2 separate regions of the Mus musculus genome follow, and region 1 is linked to region 2. Evidence: chromatin loops called from intact Hi-C (ENCODE). Cell type or tissue: heart. All regions are shown on one strand. Links, peaks and the distances in the headings refer to the core of each region. The heading gives the core; the rest is flanking DNA. Region 1 holds the start of Zc3h6 (zinc finger CCCH type containing 6). Region 2 holds the start of Vinac1 (vinculin/alpha-catenin family member 1).

Evidence for each region. Peaks named below come from ENCODE experiments on the same cell type or tissue, not always from the same donor. Only the 100,000 strongest peaks of a DNase experiment are listed, where the experiment ranks them.
Region 1: it touches region 2 in a loop (1.8-fold over the local background); 6 of 42 quality-filtered maps call a loop at or near these places.

Annotation. Positions count from the first base shown.
Region 1 is chr2:128,963,258-128,972,248 of GRCm38, reverse strand. It overlaps Zc3h6 (zinc finger CCCH type containing 6), which reads right to left and starts at 4,847. Exons shown (of 12, transcript NM_178404.3): 1 at 4,413-4,847. The coding sequence starts at 4,444. In heart, for the core only: no CTCF peak of the experiment used is centred there; DNase peaks (open chromatin) are centred at 4,378 and 4,968; H3K4me3 peaks cover 2,614 bases; H3K27ac peaks cover 3,694 bases.
Region 2 is chr2:129,061,128-129,070,118 of GRCm38, reverse strand. Vinac1 (vinculin/alpha-catenin family member 1) reads left to right here and starts at 4,210. Exons shown (of 11, transcript NM_001370941.1): 1 at 4,210-4,982; 2 at 6,890-8,991. Ttl (tubulin tyrosine ligase) reads right to left here and starts at 4,172. Exons shown (of 7, transcript NM_027192.2): 1 at 3,816-4,172; 2 at 1,186-1,264. The coding sequence starts at 3,972. In heart, for the core only: no CTCF peak of the experiment used is centred there; DNase peaks (open chromatin) are centred at 3,558 and 4,188; H3K4me3 peaks cover 1,932 bases; H3K27ac peaks cover 1,428 bases.

The DNA.
Region 1 (8,991 bases), core at 764-8,763, 98 kb after region 2:
AAAATATTAGTAATGTTTTATTGCTGCATATTCATGTGTAGAGGAGTAATTATTAAATAGTACATTCGTAATGTTTACCAAAAACAACTCCAAAGCCTTCTCACTTTCCTGTAACTTGCTTTTCCTGGCCCTCAGGCAGCATACCAACAACACACAGCTGAGCACTACTGTCCTGCTTACAAATTCTGATGTGCTCTCCATATCCCATTAGGGATGGGTTTGGCCCTAAATTTATTCAAAACTCTTCCTCATTTTTCCAAATAGATCCCAGTGTCTATGCATTAACACCTTCCCTGTGTCTGAACCTACTGTGTCACTTCATTTCCCTGTGCTTTCTCCACACACACCTCTGATGGTACTTGGCCAAACTCTGGTGCAGTCTCTGGTCAAGTTTTCAACCCACTAGGAGATTAGGAAACTTGTTAAATTACTACCCTTCTGGCCTGCTGGAGTCTTGTTACTGCTTAAGAGGAAATAAGCTAAAAGGGAGGGAAGTAAAAGATGAAATTGTTCATGAAGAACAAAGAATAACCTCCAACTCAAGGAAAATATTCATATGTCTTATCAAGTAATAAATGAGCTCTAAAGTCTTATACTAGGTTCATATTAAAATCTTTTCCTCCTGTGCAGACCCTGAGTAACTTTTTACCATTAACATATTTTAGAAAACTCTAATAGTTACTAGGGTTTCGTTATCTTTCCATTCTGCTGTAGAAGTGTCTGAGGCAGGAACTAGTATTTAACCTTCAGCAATTGCTTGCAGGATTGGGATTACAGCTCAAAGGTAGAGAGAGCTCTTGTCTAATGGCATGAGGCCATAGGTTTGATATCAAGCATCATATCAAACTTGTTTGGGTTAACATCCAGATGAAGGATAAAGTTAGATGGGTGAAGTTAGGCTGAAAGAAGTAAATGAAGGACTGGAGAGATGGCTCAGCGGTTAAGAGCACTGACTGCTTGCTCTTCCAGAGGTGCTGAGTTCAACTCCCAGCAACCACATGGTGGCTCACAACCATCTGTAATGGGATCTGATACCCTTTTCTGTTGTGTCTGAAGATAGCTACAGTGTACTCATATAAATAAAATAAATCTTTAACAAAAAAGAGAAGTGAATGAAAGAGAACTGAGTGAAAGGGAGATTATACCTTTAACTTTCTCAATTCTTTCTGCTTTATTTATGTTTAGAAACTAGGCTCCAGACTTACGCACAAGAATCTAACATTCTACCTATCTACAAGTTTATGGGTATTATTATATTTATAGTACCTTATAAAAATACTTCTTGCTCCAGGCATAAAAATATTAAAGGAAAGCACACCGACTAGATAGTTGTGTTTGTTTGTTTTGGGATCCCCCAGATATTGGCTGTTTGGAGACAGGGTCTTACTACATAGCTCAGGTTGGCCTTATACTCATTCCAGCACTCCTCCTTTCGGTGTCCAGAGCGCTGGGATATAGGTGTGCACTGACAACACCGACTCTCAAATAGATAGTTTCAAAAGGTGATTTTTCATATATATATTACATATATATATTATAGTAAACAAACACAAAGCACTCACCATATAAAACATGTACAAGAAAATAATTTTAAAGCAGCAACATATTTTATGAATTTCATTTACATTTAGAACTTCTCCCTTTTGTACATTCTATTTTAATTTGTATAAAGTCAAAGCAGTTATAAATATGAGATTTCACTATTTTCCTGAATGCATATTTTAGTTTTTAAAAGTGCTTGAAAATAATCTTTGTAAAAATACCTAGACTATGCAAAATTTTATATACTTTTCACATATAATTCGTATAAACATGTATTACAGTATAAAAGTTATAATGTAGAAACATGGACTGCTTGAGGAATCCATAGATTATTTTCTCCCAAGTTTCTTTAGAATCAACTAGAAACCTATAAAAATACAGGTAGTCACAAACCTACCTACAGATTTCTATGAGCTGTTCTTCATTTTGTATCAAACAGGTCTGATTAGATAAGACTGAGAAACATTTACCTAACAGCTCATAACTACATGGGAAATTTCTAAAATTTATGGGCCCCAGTCACATCAGTGGAACTGCCCTGCCCTTAAGCACCCCTGTCCAGACTGAAAACCACTGCTTTGGTAAGGTTTAAACACTTCTGTTATCCACTAAGAAACTCAAGTTCACAAAGCTAACTGGTTACAGTCCTGGAAAGGGCCATTTCTGTAGACCCCCTGCTCTGTGGGATTTCTTCCTTCTTTCCTTTAGCCTAGGCTCAAATAGCAATTCTCCTTTGCCTCCAGAGTGTTGGAATTATACATATAACTCACCACATACAGATAGTGCAGTTTCTTGATGTAGTTCTTTCCACGTCAGAGGTTTTATATATACATCTATATCTATATTTATGATTCACAACACCACCTAACACTGGCTAAATTAAAACTGAGTTGAGATACTTTTGGGTCTAATTTAAAACAAAACTATTGCTACTTATCATTTGCTCCTCCTACTAATCTATATCCTTTAAACTAAAGTTTCATTTTAACTTCTAAGTCAGTATTTTAAAACTTCAAATTCTACTTTCTAAAAAACCCAGGGTTTGTTGTGTAGGGCAGGCTGCCATGAACATGCCACCTTCTTGTCTCAGCCTGAGTGTTGGATTACAGGTATGTATTACCACACTGGACCTCAAACTCTTTTCAAAGTCTGATAGCAGCCAGGCATGGCAGTGCACACCTTTAATCCAGCACTCTGTAGGCATAGACAGGCTGATCTTTTTGAGTTCTAAGACAGACTGGTCTACATATCAAGTTCTAGGCCAGCTAAGGCTAAGGAGACCACCTCTCAAAAGGGATGGGGGTAAGAGAAAACCATGGTGTCATTGTTCTGTAGAAGCATTATTTTGATTTCTAAACTTGGTGACACGTTTTATTATGTAAAATACATATTTCTACATATTCAAGTTACACTATCCACTAACATGAGATTTCCTTTCATATTAATGAATTTTAAGTACATCAAGTCACTGGCTTATCAATAGACTTCTCAACATTATTAGTTAATTCTAGGACCTTCACTTTTAAACTTTTTTTAATAGGGCAATATTGGGCTATGAGTGTAGCCAAGTGTTAGAGTACTTGCCTATCACACAAGAGTCCTTAGGTCCATTTGACAGCACTGAAACTACAAAGGTATCATCTTTTTTAAAAAATCATTAAAAATGTCCAGTGCAAGCTTCTGCACTTATGTAAGAGCACTTTTTACTATCTAAACCTTGCTACATGCTTCATTGATGTCTTTCTAGAGAATTATCATTACATTAGTGAAGTTCTTAGGATTTTTTTAAATCCCTTTCAAGGTTGCCATATATTTTGGCATTTAAAATTTCAATGATTTTTGTTGGTTTTTGTTGTTGTTGTTTTGTTTTGCTTCCTTTGTATTTAGGGAAGGAAGGTGAGTGTAATGCTTTATCAAAAGCATATGATATTTATCAGGAATTCTTAAGTCTTATGGGCCACACTAGAACACAATGTATCTGAGACTATTCACAAAGCAATGTGAGGATGTCCACTTTCAAGTCAATATTCTAAGTAGGAATCAGCTGAATGAGATTTGGCACCAGGAGTTTTAATAAAAGTCCTCCTCTGACACCTTTAAAAATTTGTTTATCAATGTCAAGAGTATATTCTGTAAATGCCACCAAACCTTTGAATGGTGCTAAGAATGTGCCTCTCAGAGCACAACAAAACTAAAACTGGAAAATGAGAATCTCAGCTAAATAGTCAAATATTTATTTAGCACCTAGGAAATCAGGTAAAGCTAAAACTCTGCAGTCTACTTGTGTTAACGTATTTAATATGAAAAACTGCCATTTCACTTTCCTGGAGGTTATAGGACTGCGGCAGACACATGGCCTGGGAGTGGGGGATGGGAGGGAAAGAGACTCCCCAACCCCCTCCAAAAAAAAAAAAAAAAAAAAAAAAAAAAAAACTAAACATGTTTATTTTCAGAGGTAGACTCGGGTCGGAGGCAAACATCCACTAGGCCTACTACTGAGCTTTTGGGGCCGGTTCCAACGGGGCTGCCAACGCCGGTCACTGGCCTGGCGGGCAGCGGCCGCAGCCGCGCCGCCGCCCGCGTGGCGCCGACGACTGAGCCGGGCCAGGGGCGGGGGGCTCGCACGTGCCCGGCGGGGGCGGGGCGGCGAGAGCGACGGCGACCCCGGCTCCGGGAGGCGGGCGCGGCCGCTTCGGCCTCCCCCGCGGCGGCCGGCAGGCAGCGGCGGTGGACGAAGGTGCGCGTCACGGAACCGATGGAGCCACACAGAGACGTCTAAGTCATGCAGGAGGCGCCCGGCCCCGGCCCGCTCCCGCCGCCCCGACCCCTCCTCTCATCCGACAGAAAGACAGACAAGAAGGGTTCCCGACCTGTCGTGCCCTGCATGTTCAGAGTCTGTCATGTTTGGTCAAGAACGGGGCGGGGCTGGAGGGCAGGTCTGGAGGCCGGCGGCGGCGGTGGCGGCGGCAGCGGGGCGCGGGGAGGACCCCTGCGCCGCCTGCGGGCAACCCTGTCCCCGGCCGCCGCCGACAGGTGACGAAGTGGTAAAAACTCACGGTTACTAGTGAGCGACACAGACACAGACTTTCCAGTCTATTAACAACCAACGCCAGAGAGATGGGGCTCTAACTGCAAAGACTGGGCAACGGCCCCGCGCTGCCGGCGCTGCCGCTCTAGTCTGTATTCGCCGCCGGAGGCTGAGGCGTGGGAGCCGGCGGGCGGCGTGCAGCGACGCGGGGATTTGGACAGTGGCCGTAACGGTGATTTCTCCTCACCAACATGGCGGCACCCGAAACAGGCGGCTCAGAAAATGGCGCCGGCCGCAACACCTTGCCCGGGACTAAAGGGCAAGTGGAATTCCTCCGCGAGCCGCGGCCCTCTCCCAGCCCGCCGGTGCCGAGCGCACTAGCCATTGGAGGAAACTGCCCGTCAATCACTTCCAGGGGCGGGCCTTTAATACGCTCGCTGCGGCAGCGGAGGCAGCAATCTGATGGGTGTGAGGCCAGGGATGCGGTTCGGTGGCGCGTGGAGTTATATCGGGCGGGGCAGGTCACCCCGCCAGGCCTGCTGTGTCCACCAGGTCCTCTGTGCCCATTTCTCGATGTTCCTGCGAGACTCGTCGTCTAAGGCTTTGGAGTTCCGGACTCATCACACTGTCCCCCTCCACCCCGCCACCGTTAACTGCGCGACAAAGAAAGGAACCCAGGACTGGCGGTTTTCTTTGTTAAAAAGAAAGAAAGAAAGAAAAGCTTTCTTTGTTGCCGAAAGAACTCGGAATCATCCTTAAGCCCTTAAACTTGTAGCTGTTATGTCTCCGTAGTGTAAGGAAGACTGCCTGCCATGCAACTTTTTCTGATACTAAATTCACCCAGTCCTTACTTGACGATTAAAAATAGCTATTGAGGTAATTAAAACATGATCTTGTGTCTGTTAGCGGTTTAGATGTGGAATTCATTCGAGTATTTCATAAGAACAAGACTTCATTTCTTCGTATGTCCATGGCCTTCAGACGTATTTCCATATCCTTCAGAAATAGTCTTGAAATGATGAGTAATGTATACTTAGTTCTGAAGGAAAGTTAATTTTTTTTATTAAAATGATAAGCTTAAATGTCCAATATTTCTAAATACACGACGTCTTTTGTCTTTGATGTGTAAATAACGTGCATTCAAAGAGCAATTGCGATTAGATAAATGTGAAAAGAGAAAAAAAGTTATTTAGTTGAATGCAGCTATTGACAAGACTTGAACCCTGACAGATCTTCACGGCCCATTATAGGAAACTTTCAAAAGGCACATCTGTTTTAACTAGAGAAGCAATATTATTAGTTTTTGGAACTAAAATGTAAAGCCTCTTCATTTAATCGTTTTACTAGGAACAGTGAAAGGCTTTTGAGGTGTAACAGCTGCTCTTCACAACTGCATTTTCTGCTTAGACATTAAAATAATGATTTAGGATTTGAATTTGATTTTTTTTTTTAATAAAAAGAAAATCTTTGAACTGGTACACATTTGAGTATTGCTGTTTTCAAATTCGTTTGGAAGTTTAAACGCACACCAAAATAAATTCTGGGCATTAGCTTACTCAGAAAAACAACTTTTGAAATGTTGCCTCCAGACAAAATTAACATACTGACACACTTGGAAGGTCCAATTGTTGGCTATCTAGGCCAACTCAAGCCACAAGGAAAGGATTCCCTGTGGTGTACTCTATTTGTAAACTTTATATACTTTATAAACCCTCAAGGCAGGAAAGCCACAGCTCTCAGCTGGCTGAACACAAAGCAGTCAGGCCCCGCACCCAGACTTCCCTAACAGCCCTAAAGGTCATCTTCTAAGGGCTACTGCAGTCATTCATTCGCAACCTGAGCTATGAAAGTGGCCAAGAAAGTGCCCTACAAGAAAAAAAAAAAAAATCCCGCCACCCCCTGAAAAGGAAGTCTCATTAGTCCCTGGCTTGTCACAGAAACCAGTTCCTGAGCATGAAAACCAACAAATCCCTGAGCAGAAAAATTCACCAATCCCTGAAAATACCAAACTCTGGACTTGAAATCCCAACAGTCCTCAGCCTGGAAAACTGGACAGCTCCGCCCCCTAAGAAATCCTATGGAAGGCCTGCCTTCAGCTCAGTCAGGGGCTGTTTTCTCACCTGAGCAGAGGCAGCAGTCCTGCGGTTTTCTCTCCCAATAAATCCCTTGTGTGAGGTTTGTTGTACTGTGTGACTTTGTGCCTCCCAACTGCGAGGATACCTTTCCTTTCAGACCTACAACATTTCCATCATCCGCAAAGAGTATTTCCTCGCCATTTGTTACCCTCTGTTGACCTCAAAATAGAAGATAACCTGGAATCTGCTCAGCCCTTTCCTCTTTAAAAGAAATCGCTTGTAGACTTTAGAATTTAATTCACCTCTGAGATTACTAAATTCTGTGACCAGAGCTCATTGATATTTTTTAAAGCCATCCCTGTACTTAAAACTGAGAGTTGCACTCTTTTATATTTAATATTCTGAGTATATAATAGCCACTCGTTCTGTGTATGTTGGGGCAGCTGTGTGGAAGTACAAGGACAGCTTGCAGGAGGCCATTCTCTCCTCCCGCCATTTTCTCACCCAGGCAGAGGCAGCCACCCTTCTGGGTGATTGACCTCAAGACATTCAGAGCTTGGTGGCAGGCAGCACTCGGGTTCTCAGCAGCCCCGGAACTGATATCGTAATAGAACTTTATGACTTTCCCTATAGATACCTTACACCTTTGATAGACTCCTCACAATCGGATACTTCTGCTTTCATTGCTGTGTAACAAGCTATAATAATACACTGTTTTAACTTATAGTTTGGAATAGGAAACATTTCCAGAATCCTACACATATTCAACCCATGCTCTAACAAGAGCTAAACTCCCAACACAAGGGTTTGGGGTGTTTGTTTGTTTTCCCAGTCTAATCCTTGGATTCTAGGTTCTCATTCTACACTCACTGAGATTTCCAGTACTAGTGTGTGGGAACCACAGAGGTCTTTGAGCTCTCAGATAAGCACTAGGGAAAGCAGGAATGTTAAACACACAGGGTTGTCCCTTAAAAGGGAAGGGTGCATAACCTGTTATCTGCCCAAAAAGCTGGAATTAGATGAGGTTAATAGTCAGTCAGTCTGGTTACCTTTGAGCTAACTGTATGGCCAAGATCATACCAGATTCTCCTCTCCCAAGACCTTACCATAGGCTTGTCAATCTATAGAAAGTGTATTTATGGAAGATGTCACATATAGTCAATCTATAGAACCTAACTTTATGGAAGATATCATATGTACTTTACAAAGAGTTCAGTGTAGTCATGATTTAAGCTTTATTGTACACATGGGATTGAATTAATTATCACCAGTAAAGTTTTCACCAAATTCTGGTGTGCTTAAATATGCCTAAAATAAACTCCCTGGGCTTAGACTCTCAAGGCTTGGACACTGGCTACTTAGTCATGTGGAGCTGAACTACCTTCTCGCCTATCTTGGATCATCACTCTCCTGGCTATGGTGGTCCCAGAGATCCTTGAACTAGGGCACCCAGTGCGACATTAATAGACACAGTCCAGGAGGATGGTCCTGTCCTGTTTCCCAGGTTTCTACGGGATGACAAAGTTTTCTCTTTAGAGAAACATGTTTTCTTCCAGTAATTTACTATGAATTCTGTACCTAGTTTGTTCTTTCATCTCTTGAGATGCTAAGTATTTTCTCTTTTCCTTTTGTGTACTATTTAGATTGTACCCTAAAGCATATTCAAAGGTATGGTTGTGGTGAGTTTAGCTTTTGAAGCTATTGGCAACAGTGTGTTGGAATATATGAAGTGGGAGAATGGTAAAGGCACCTTTCAACGGGATGTATCTGAGCAGCCTGTAGAGACTGCAGGATGGAGTCATTAGAACCTGAAGATAGCTGAACTTACAGCAGAAAAGCGTCTGTCAAGATCTGCGATGCTGGGTAAAGACACGAAACCATAGGCTGGGCCATCTTGCTGCTGTCCTGCAGTACCAACTGTTCAGGAGGCTGAGGCAGAAAGGTCCTTGAAGCTCAGGCATTCAGGAGCATCCTGAAGAATACAAGAAGTCCTTGACTCACAAAAACATTTTTTTTATTTTTTTTCCATTTTTTATTAGGTATTTAACTCATTTACCTTTCCAATGCTATACCAAAAGTCCCCCATATCCACCCACCCCCACTCCCCTGCCCACCCACTCCCCCTTTTTGGCCCTGGTGTTCCCCTGTACTGGGGCATATAAAGTTTGCAAGTCCAATGGACCTCTCTTTCCAGTGATGGCCGACTAGGCCATCTTTTGATATATATGCAGCTAGAGTCAAGAGCTCTGGGGTACTGGTTAGTTCATAATGTTGTTCCACCTATAGGGTTGCAGATCCCTTTAGCTCCTTGGCTACTTTCTCTAGCTCCTCCATTGGGAGCCCTAT
Region 2 (8,991 bases), core at 656-8,655:
AGAAGCACCCAACCTCTTAAGTCCAAAAGGAACATTAGCAAGTAAAGGCAGCATTTTTCATGGAATCCCGTCTTCTAGTGCCCCTTTACCTGAAGGCTATTTGACTACTCAGAATGCTTATGAATTACAGAGAAAGCGTCCAGGAGACCTACCATAGCCCTGATCTTAGGGACAAGACTGAGAGCTTCCATCTGAAAATGACAGTAATAAAAGCAATGAGACTAAGTAGTTACTGCTATTACACCCAGAGACCTTACAGCACAAACACCCACGAGGTCCCAGGCCCTTGTGCTGCATCCACTCTTGCACATCACCTGGTTTAATCCTCATAATTGCTTTACGAGGGAGGTATTCAGGCTTAGAGGGATAAAAAGATTTGCCCGTTAATAGGATTCTTCAAAGAGCTGAGAATCACCCCAAGCTGTTGACCCCGGATCTCAGTCACTGTATACTACTGCTCAATTCTACCTTATAGTACTATCCTTGTACTTTCTAGCCACACCCCTATGGGCTCAGAGAGGGGTGGTGGAGTGACCATGTGGCACTCTGAATATTTTCTCTGGGATCACTAGCTGCTTGAGAGTCTTCTAAGGAAGGCTTGTACATTCTTCTCCAGGGACCAGAAATGCCTGGCAACTTATCCCACAGCCCGCCGCCCTTTCCCTAATTACAAAGGATGAGGAAGTTTCTAGACAAGCAAAAGCCAAGAAAAAAATAGAACTGCACCTGACTGACACTGTAGCAGATGCTCAGTCACTCTGCTTCAAGATGTGACAACTCTGAGGTGTCTGTCATCCATGTCAGAACACCAGGGGTAAACTAAAACCATTCCTATGCTTGGCTCCTACCTTGCCCTGCCTTACCCTGCCCCCTTGACTACAGATGGGTTTGCCTTGAAAATTTTCCAAGAAATCACTTACACTAGAACTCCCTCCCTGAGAGCCAGTCTCTGCTTCTAGGGAGCCTCACCTAGGAGACGCCAGGCTTTAAGAGATACACAGCAACACCTTAAACTGAAATCAAAGCAACTTAGAGGAGGCCATAGCCCTGCTATCAGTTGGTTTTAAAGCAGGAAAGGTTTTCTTTTTCCTTATAATAATCCCTCATCTTGGCTTAAGTGCTTCAGGGTGGAAGCTAAACCATTTATATAAAACACCAAAAATGGAGGACTTCAGGAAGACTTACTTTACTAAGGAAGCTTTGCGGCACAGTTTGTCCGCCCCCCGGTAGTAATTCACCAGCTGTGCCAGCCCAGGCTCGTGACCTACAAGGAAAGAAGAGACTCAGAAGAGAAACAGCAGGTGCGGAGTAACAATGTCAGTAGCAGAGTGTGCAGGACACATATGTCATAGCTTCCCTGTGTCTCATGTCATACCCAGCTTCCCTGTCTCTCATTTCAGGCTGTTTGTCAAGCATGGAGTACTTTTGTTTCTCTGTCCCAAGGTTCCTTTCCCTCTCAGTATCTACTCCCAATACTGAAACATTAATACTGGCCTGCAGGTCAGCTGTGATGTGGCTCCCCTTTTTTTTTTTTTTTTTTTTTTTTATTATTAGAAGAGCATTGGGTATTTTTCTATCTCATATCTCGTTGGCCCTTAGCATAGTCCTCTCTGGGCTTAACATACATAAACTTGTAATCTGTTGAGCAAGGCTACTTGACTACAGCCACACCTCCATCCCAACATCACATTCTCCAAATATCAAAGAAGGCAGCAGAGTATAGGTCATCTACTTTAAGGAGCTTCTAGAAGCCACTAAGAAGTGAAAGGAGGTAGTGGAAAGGCCATCAGAAGCTCTGAACACTTCTTCACACGATCCCACCAGGAGACATTTCATTAGTTCTTACTACAGAAACCCTTTTAAAACCACAACTGGAGGCTCAGAGTGTAGCTTAGCAGTACTGTGCGCATCCTTGGCATATATGGGGGCCTTGGGTTTAATCCCCACCTTGGGTTCAAGCACCACAATGATACAATGAAATAAATACAGATAAATGATTAGAAATAAAAGGATACAACAAAAATATGTTTTATTTAAAAAAATTAACCCCTAACAAAATGCTTTGCAACAAAAAGTAAGATTTTAAAAAGACTTTGAGTTGGGTGTCAAAGGTAACAATAATTAATCCAACCATAGCACACAACCAAATCAGAACTTTCAGACATTATCTGGTTTGCACAATCTCCCTTGGGAAGACAAGCCCAAGTCCCTGTTGACCTGGTACCTTCTCGCCCTATTGGCCCCGACCTTTCAGCGCCTGAACATGACTCTCCGTGCTTTCTCCGTGGGTTTTATGCAGCCCACTTTAGACAAAAAGAGAATCCTCCCAACGGCAAGGGATTAGAACCATTTTATTTAGAGAATACATCTGTCTTTTCCATAAAAATAAAATGTGCTGGTCATCTGCTAAATTCATGTTGCCTTCTCAGGCCTGGGATTCCAAAGGGTTTCTATCTGTCAGCACACTGACAAGGCCAGTCACTCCCACACCAGGCTGGGAGAGCCTTTTGGTTCTACCTAGGTTCTTACCACCAGGCATTGTCAGGTGCCAGCAAGGGAAGCAGTAAAGTTAGGAGAAACGACCCAGTCAGCCGCTCCTGTGCTTCTCTCAGGGAACTTAGTTTTGAGGGGCTTTCTTTGCTGAGCCCTTCCGGAGGAATCTGCTACCACAGGACATCAGTTTCTAAGCACATTTTCTAGTCTGTGACGTCTGAGTCTTCCAACCACCACTCCATGGAGTCGCCACGCTAGAGTATAAACATGTATAATAATGAAAAGTTGTCCCTGAACTAATTCAGTAAGACTAAGCCTTAACAAACTTCATTCCATAAGCCATCATAGCTTGCTGTGGCTATAATGTCACCCAAGTGCCCTATGCAAGCTTGCCAAATTGCCTGTTAGTTCCAAACAAACTGCTTTCCGTTTAGCCTCATCCACCGCTGACCACACCTATGTCTGAAAAAAACCTCTCCTCTTCAGGACACGGGACACTACTTTCTGGGGTGTTTGCTAAGGTAGAGATGCCCCCCTCCTCTTCTGTCCTTGAAATACAAATGATCCCACCCCCAAGTGAAATTCTGGAAAAGAACCAGACACCCAGAGAGAGGCAAGCCCTCCCCAGATGACTATGTAGTGAAGGGACCATGAGACCAGGTTCAAGTCTGTGGGATGCTAGTTGAACCCATTAGGACAACTTCAAGATTACGTCATTTAAAAGGGAGTTGCTGTCCCTTCCTACATGAGAGTACGCGAATAGAATGGTACCAAGCCAGTTTCGCACATGTGGATGAGGAGAGCAAAAGTCACCCAAGATCGTGTAAGAAAACATCACTAAATGCAGCTGCAAATGTAAACTTTTGGTGCAGCTAAAGGAAAGGTCTGAAATGGAACAGCTCCCCACGCTCCAGCTTCCCTGGAAGCTCCTGCTTTGGGTAAGTCAGTGAGTTTTCTCCAAATTCCCTGCCGGTTCATCTTGGCCTCCGGGTAACCCAAGCCTCGGCGGTTTCAACTCCCCTTCCACGCCCACACCACACAGAGCTGAATCCTAAGTGGCGGAAAGCTGCAAGATGACTGATGCGGGCCCAGGGAAGCAGGGGAACCAGGCCGACACCCTGAGTGCGGGTATAGGTCACTGTCAGCAGACAGGGCAACCGCACCCAGACTCCGTTCCAAATCCAGCTACGGGTTTAGGTCTTGCTAGACCCATTTTATATCTGCTAAGGTGAGCTCGCGCCTAGGGAAGATTAATGACCTTAAAAAACAAAAGCGCTCGCTCTCCGATTCATGCGCGCAGCGGCCACGAGGGAAGGGCTCACCTAGTCTCCCGAAGGGCAGTCGGTTCCTCTCCCCCAGCATCAGGTTGAACCTGGGGTTGTCTCGCCGTAGCCTCTTCCAGTAGCCGGTGGCCAGCAGCAGCCGGGAGACCTCGGCGTAGACGCTGCTATTCTCGTCGCGCACCACGAAGGTGTACATGGCGAAGGGCAGCGCGCCCCGCAGCCGCTACACGAGTCCAGGGCACGGCGGCCCCGCGTGCACACTGCCCCAGCCTCAGCCTCAGCCCCGCTGTCGGTCTAATTCCAGGGCCGCGCCTCCGGATTACCCTAGTGTCTGCCCTGGGCGCCCGCGCCACCGCCCGAGTGGCGAGCGCCACCCGGACGCCGCGCCCACCCCCAGCGCCCCGCCCACCGCCGGCGCCCCGCCCACGACCGTGATTCCGCGCGGCGCTAAGGGCAGGTCTGCGGGTTGCGGCGGCAGGAGCTCCCAAGCAGGGCCCACCAGGGCCGCCCCGCCACTCAGTGTGTGGCCGGTGACATGGGTCTCAAGTGTGGCTGCAGTAATAGCAAACTGCGGTGGAGAGACCAAGGGAAATAATTCCAGCTGCGCCATAGCCCGCCAATATCCCTTTCCGCCCTCTGTCTGGGTCTTCCACCAAGTTCAAAATCAGATTTGGTGGATGAAACAAAAGATCCAGGCATGGGTGTAGCTCAGTTGGTAGAGTGCTTGCTTAGCCAGCACTGAGCTCTGGGTTTGATCTGGGTGCGGTAAAATCGGACACATGTCAGGAGCCATAATGGGACAAGCTAATAACTAGCAGGTGATCATCCTGAAGTAGCCTGCCTTGGATTATTATATAATCTGCGACAGTGAGCCCTCATTAAGCAAGGCTATGAGGGACTCATTTTAGGAAAGATTCCTGCTGAGATAGAACAAAGGCTGTATTGCTTAATCCTCCCCTGATAGGCTACAGGTGTTAATCGCCTAAGCCAGCAAGCAAGCCCTCAGAAAGAGCAAGAAAGTTTTTAGGACTTTTTAGAAGTTATCATCAGCATTTCAGTATAATTAGAGAGCTAGAAAGCCCCAAGACCCTCAGACGTTAAAGCCATCACCAGAGTCCTTACTCTGTGACTCCACTGCTACCCCTGGCCCGGGCCAGGAGGCTCCCAATGTTCTAATTTGGCACCCGAACAGCGACATTGAATAAGGTAAGTGGACACAGATAGGACTCTTAACTGGGTCTTACAAATCCATTGGACAAGGAGTGTGCAGTTAAATTGTCTTCTGCCATCAGTAGAGGCGGATAGTTGGGGCCATCAGTTCCTGGTTGGGTACCATCAGTGCCCATGTTAAGCCAGGAGCCATCAGCTCTGGCTTTTATTGCCTGCTGCCATCAGCAGAGGCTGATACTAGGTGCCATCAGTGCCTAGCTGTTCTGTTGGAAGCTATCAGCACCCGTCTTAGGTCAGAAGACATCAGTTCTGGGTTGTGTGCATTTCATGGGTATCTCTCAAGATGGGACAAAGTGAATCTACAGATAGAGAGTTCTTTACAGATATTAATAAGTATACTCTTAAGAAAAGAGTCTTAGCTGGGCAATGGTGGAGCACGCCCTTAATCCCAGCACTTGGGAGGCAGAGGCAGGCGGATTTCTGAGTTCGAGGCCAGCCTGGTCTACAGAGTGAGTTCCAGGACAGCCAGAACTATATACAGAGAAACCCTGTCTCGAAAAACTAAACCAAACCAAAACAAAACAAAAAACCCGAAAGAAAGAAAGAAAGAAAGAAAGAAAGAAAAGTCTTTAAGGTTAAAACTAGCCATCTGACTGACTTTCTTCAGTTTGTACAGTCAGTCCCTGGCTCCCAGAAAGGGGAAGTTTAGATGTGGATACATGGAAGAAGTTAGGGTTAGATATTAAAAACTGGTTTATAGAGAATGGAGGAAAAGGTGTGCCCCTTACAGCATTTGCTCTTCGTTTGCTATTTGGAATACACTTGAGGAAACATTAGCAGATGACAGAAAGGCCTTAGGCGCCCAAGCAGCATCAGATTCACCTCATGAGCAGACTCCATTACTACAGTCTCACTCAGGATCTAAGAAAAATGTTTATTCCTCAACAGAAAAGTCTGAGAAAAGTAGTTCAGGAGAGAGTCGTGGTGAATCAGAAGAGAAAAAAACCAACCTCAGAGGAGGAGTCTGACTTCTGAAAAGAAAGTAACAAAATATCACAAACACAAGTGACCCTTAACAAATGTAAACATTGAAGCAGCTACTCTGCTGGTGGAAGAACAACTTCAAAAAGGCCACATTGAGTCTTCCACTAGCCCTTAGAACACTTCAATTTTTGTTATTAAGAAAGAAATCAGGCAAATGGCGACTATTACAGGACTCTAGAGAACTAAATGGCACCATGGAAAGCATGGGAGCCCTTCAACCTGGGTTGCTGTCTCCTTCTGCCATTCCCAAAATGATAATGTTATTGTTATTGATCTTCAAGATTGCTTTTTTACCATACTGCTGTGTCCTTGTGACCGTCAGAGTTTTGCCTTTAGTTTACCTTCACCCAACCTTTAAAGGCCATACCAGAGGTACCAGTGGAAATTCCTCCCCCAAGGTATGAAAAATAGTCCAACTCCTTGTCAGAAATTTGTGGATATTGCTATCCTGCAGGTCCGTAAAATCTATTCTGACATTTATCCTGTTCATCATATGGATGATATTCTACTTTCTCATAAAGATAGAGCTTAGGTACAAGAGACACTACGATTTTTAGCTGAGCGGTTAAACTTATATGGACTTCAAGTGGCTTCAGAAAGGGTTCAGATTCGACCCCCATTCTCATACCTGGGTCGTGTTATTCAGACAAAACTTGTTTCTCCTCAGCCCATTCAACTCAGGGTTGATCACCTAGAGGTAAAGGGAGATATGGTTACTCCTTATACTGCAGACCAACATAATATTTTGTCTTATGAATTTGAGCAATGGCAGATTGTACAATTAGGATATACTGGGACCTATTCTTATCACTTGCCTAATCACCCCTTGTTATATTTCATGAAAGGGCATCGAGTCATCTTTCCTCTCAGAACTAAATCAGCTCCCTTGCCTCCTCCAGCAGCAATGGTGTTTACTGATGGCTCGGCTTCAGGGCTGCTTTGATTTTTGATGGCAACAAAGAATCTTTCCCTACACAAGAAACTTCTGCACAGCAAGTAGAATTAGTAGCAGTAATTGCTGCCTTTAAAAGACTTAAAAATAAAACCTTTAACTTATGTACAGACTCCCACTATATTGTCAGATTATTTTCTTATATCGAGACAGCTCTACTGCCATCTAGCCACTCCACAATCTTAGCTCTACTTTCAAAACTGCAGGTGTTATTTCAATCTAGAGAGTGTCCTTTTTTTGTAGGACATGTTCGAGTTTATACAATGCTCCCTGGTCCTATTCATGAGGTTAACTGTATGGTTGACACTCAGACAAAGGTTGTTGCTCTCTCAATGGAGGCAGTAGAGAGGATAGTTCTTAGCTCTGAGGCAAAAGGTATTGTTTTGAAACAACTGGCCTTTGAGAGTGCTACATCCACTTGTCAATCTCTTCGAAAGACAATTTAAAAATCTGGAAATGTATTTAAAGCATGTGCTGAGGTTGCTAGTTCATATTTTCAAGGTGTACCCATTACAACAACCTCACAAGGCCAGAGCACTGTCCAAAATCTTACTAATAAGGGCAGAAAACATTTAATAAATCAGGCTTGGCTCGCAAAAGTTATTCAAGTAAGAATTCTGGACTTATCAGCAAACAACATCCTGGCAAAGCAAGAGGTGCCATAAATTTTAATTCTCCTGGCCCCACTCAAAGCAGAAATCCCACTGGGTGTCACTGTTGTCTGAAAGGGTACGACAGGCGTAAGGAGCGCCAGCCACACTGACCTTCACAGAAATGGCACTGCCTTATCTGGTGCTACTGTAATCCTTAATAATACAGAAATTTTATCAAACCAGGGAAACTGTGAGGCACCTACCTCAGACCCCTCAAACAAGAGAGGTAATTCAACAGCCTCAGGTGACCAATCCATTTGTCAAAGAAGGACTGTCCAACAGCTGCAGGGAGCAACTCCAGGCAGCACAGGGCTGTGCCTCCACAAAAATATTCACTCACGGCTTCTCCTCAAACAGGTTATCATAACTTTTAAGATCTTAAAAGAAATTTTCCTCACACAAGAAACATTTGCACAACCAACAGAGCTAATGACAATAGCCATTGTCTTTTTTGCGACAGGGTTTCTCTGTATAGTCCTGGCTGTCCTGGAACTCACTTTGTAGACCAGGCTGTCCTTGAACTCAGAAATCCGCCTGCCTCTGCCTCCCAAGTGCTGGGATTAAAGGCGTGCGCCACCACCGCCCGGCGCCATTGTCTTTTAAATGTGAAGGACAAGCCCCTTTTTAAAGAATGTTTTACAGCTGTTGTACCGTTTTTTTTTCCTTTTTTTTTTAGCCCCAACTTTCAGAATTACAAGTCTTACTTCAATTTAAAAATTGCCTTTTCTCTATTGGACATGTTCAAGTTCATTCTATGCTTTCTGGTCCTATAAATGAAGGTAAGGGTTAGTTTCTTAACAAAAGCTTGTTGCTTTCCCTACAAAGGTAACTTAGCATGATCTCACATGACAAATCACCATAGCGCTCAGAGAAACTGCTCCTGCATTCCTGCAGAGCTGTCAGCTAAGCTTGGGAATTAACCACTGATGAGCCTGTGCCCTTGTGATTTAAAACAGACAAATGTTACAAATACCTGTCTTTTGGAAAGTTAGCCTTTATTCCTGTACGTATGTACACTTAATTCTCATTGCTATTTATGTCTTTTCCTAACTCGGGAAAACTTCCAAAGATACGATACAGTATTTGTTTCATTAGTTTATAATACCAAGGGCTTAATGTCTTTGTTTAAACTTACAAAGCCTTTTAAATTTGGTGTTTGACTCTAAGTTTCTCATATTCCACTGATATCCCCTATAATTCACAGGGACATGCTATTGTAGAGTGAGTTCATCAGACTTTTAAAAGATATAAACATCTGAATTAAAAAATGAAATAAAAAAAATGAAATCATAATTATTCATCTCCTTACAATACTTTATAAAAAATAGTCCATTTTTAAAAACTTTTCTAGCCCCTAACAAAATAAAGACCTACTAAGTGGATAATTAAAAAAGAC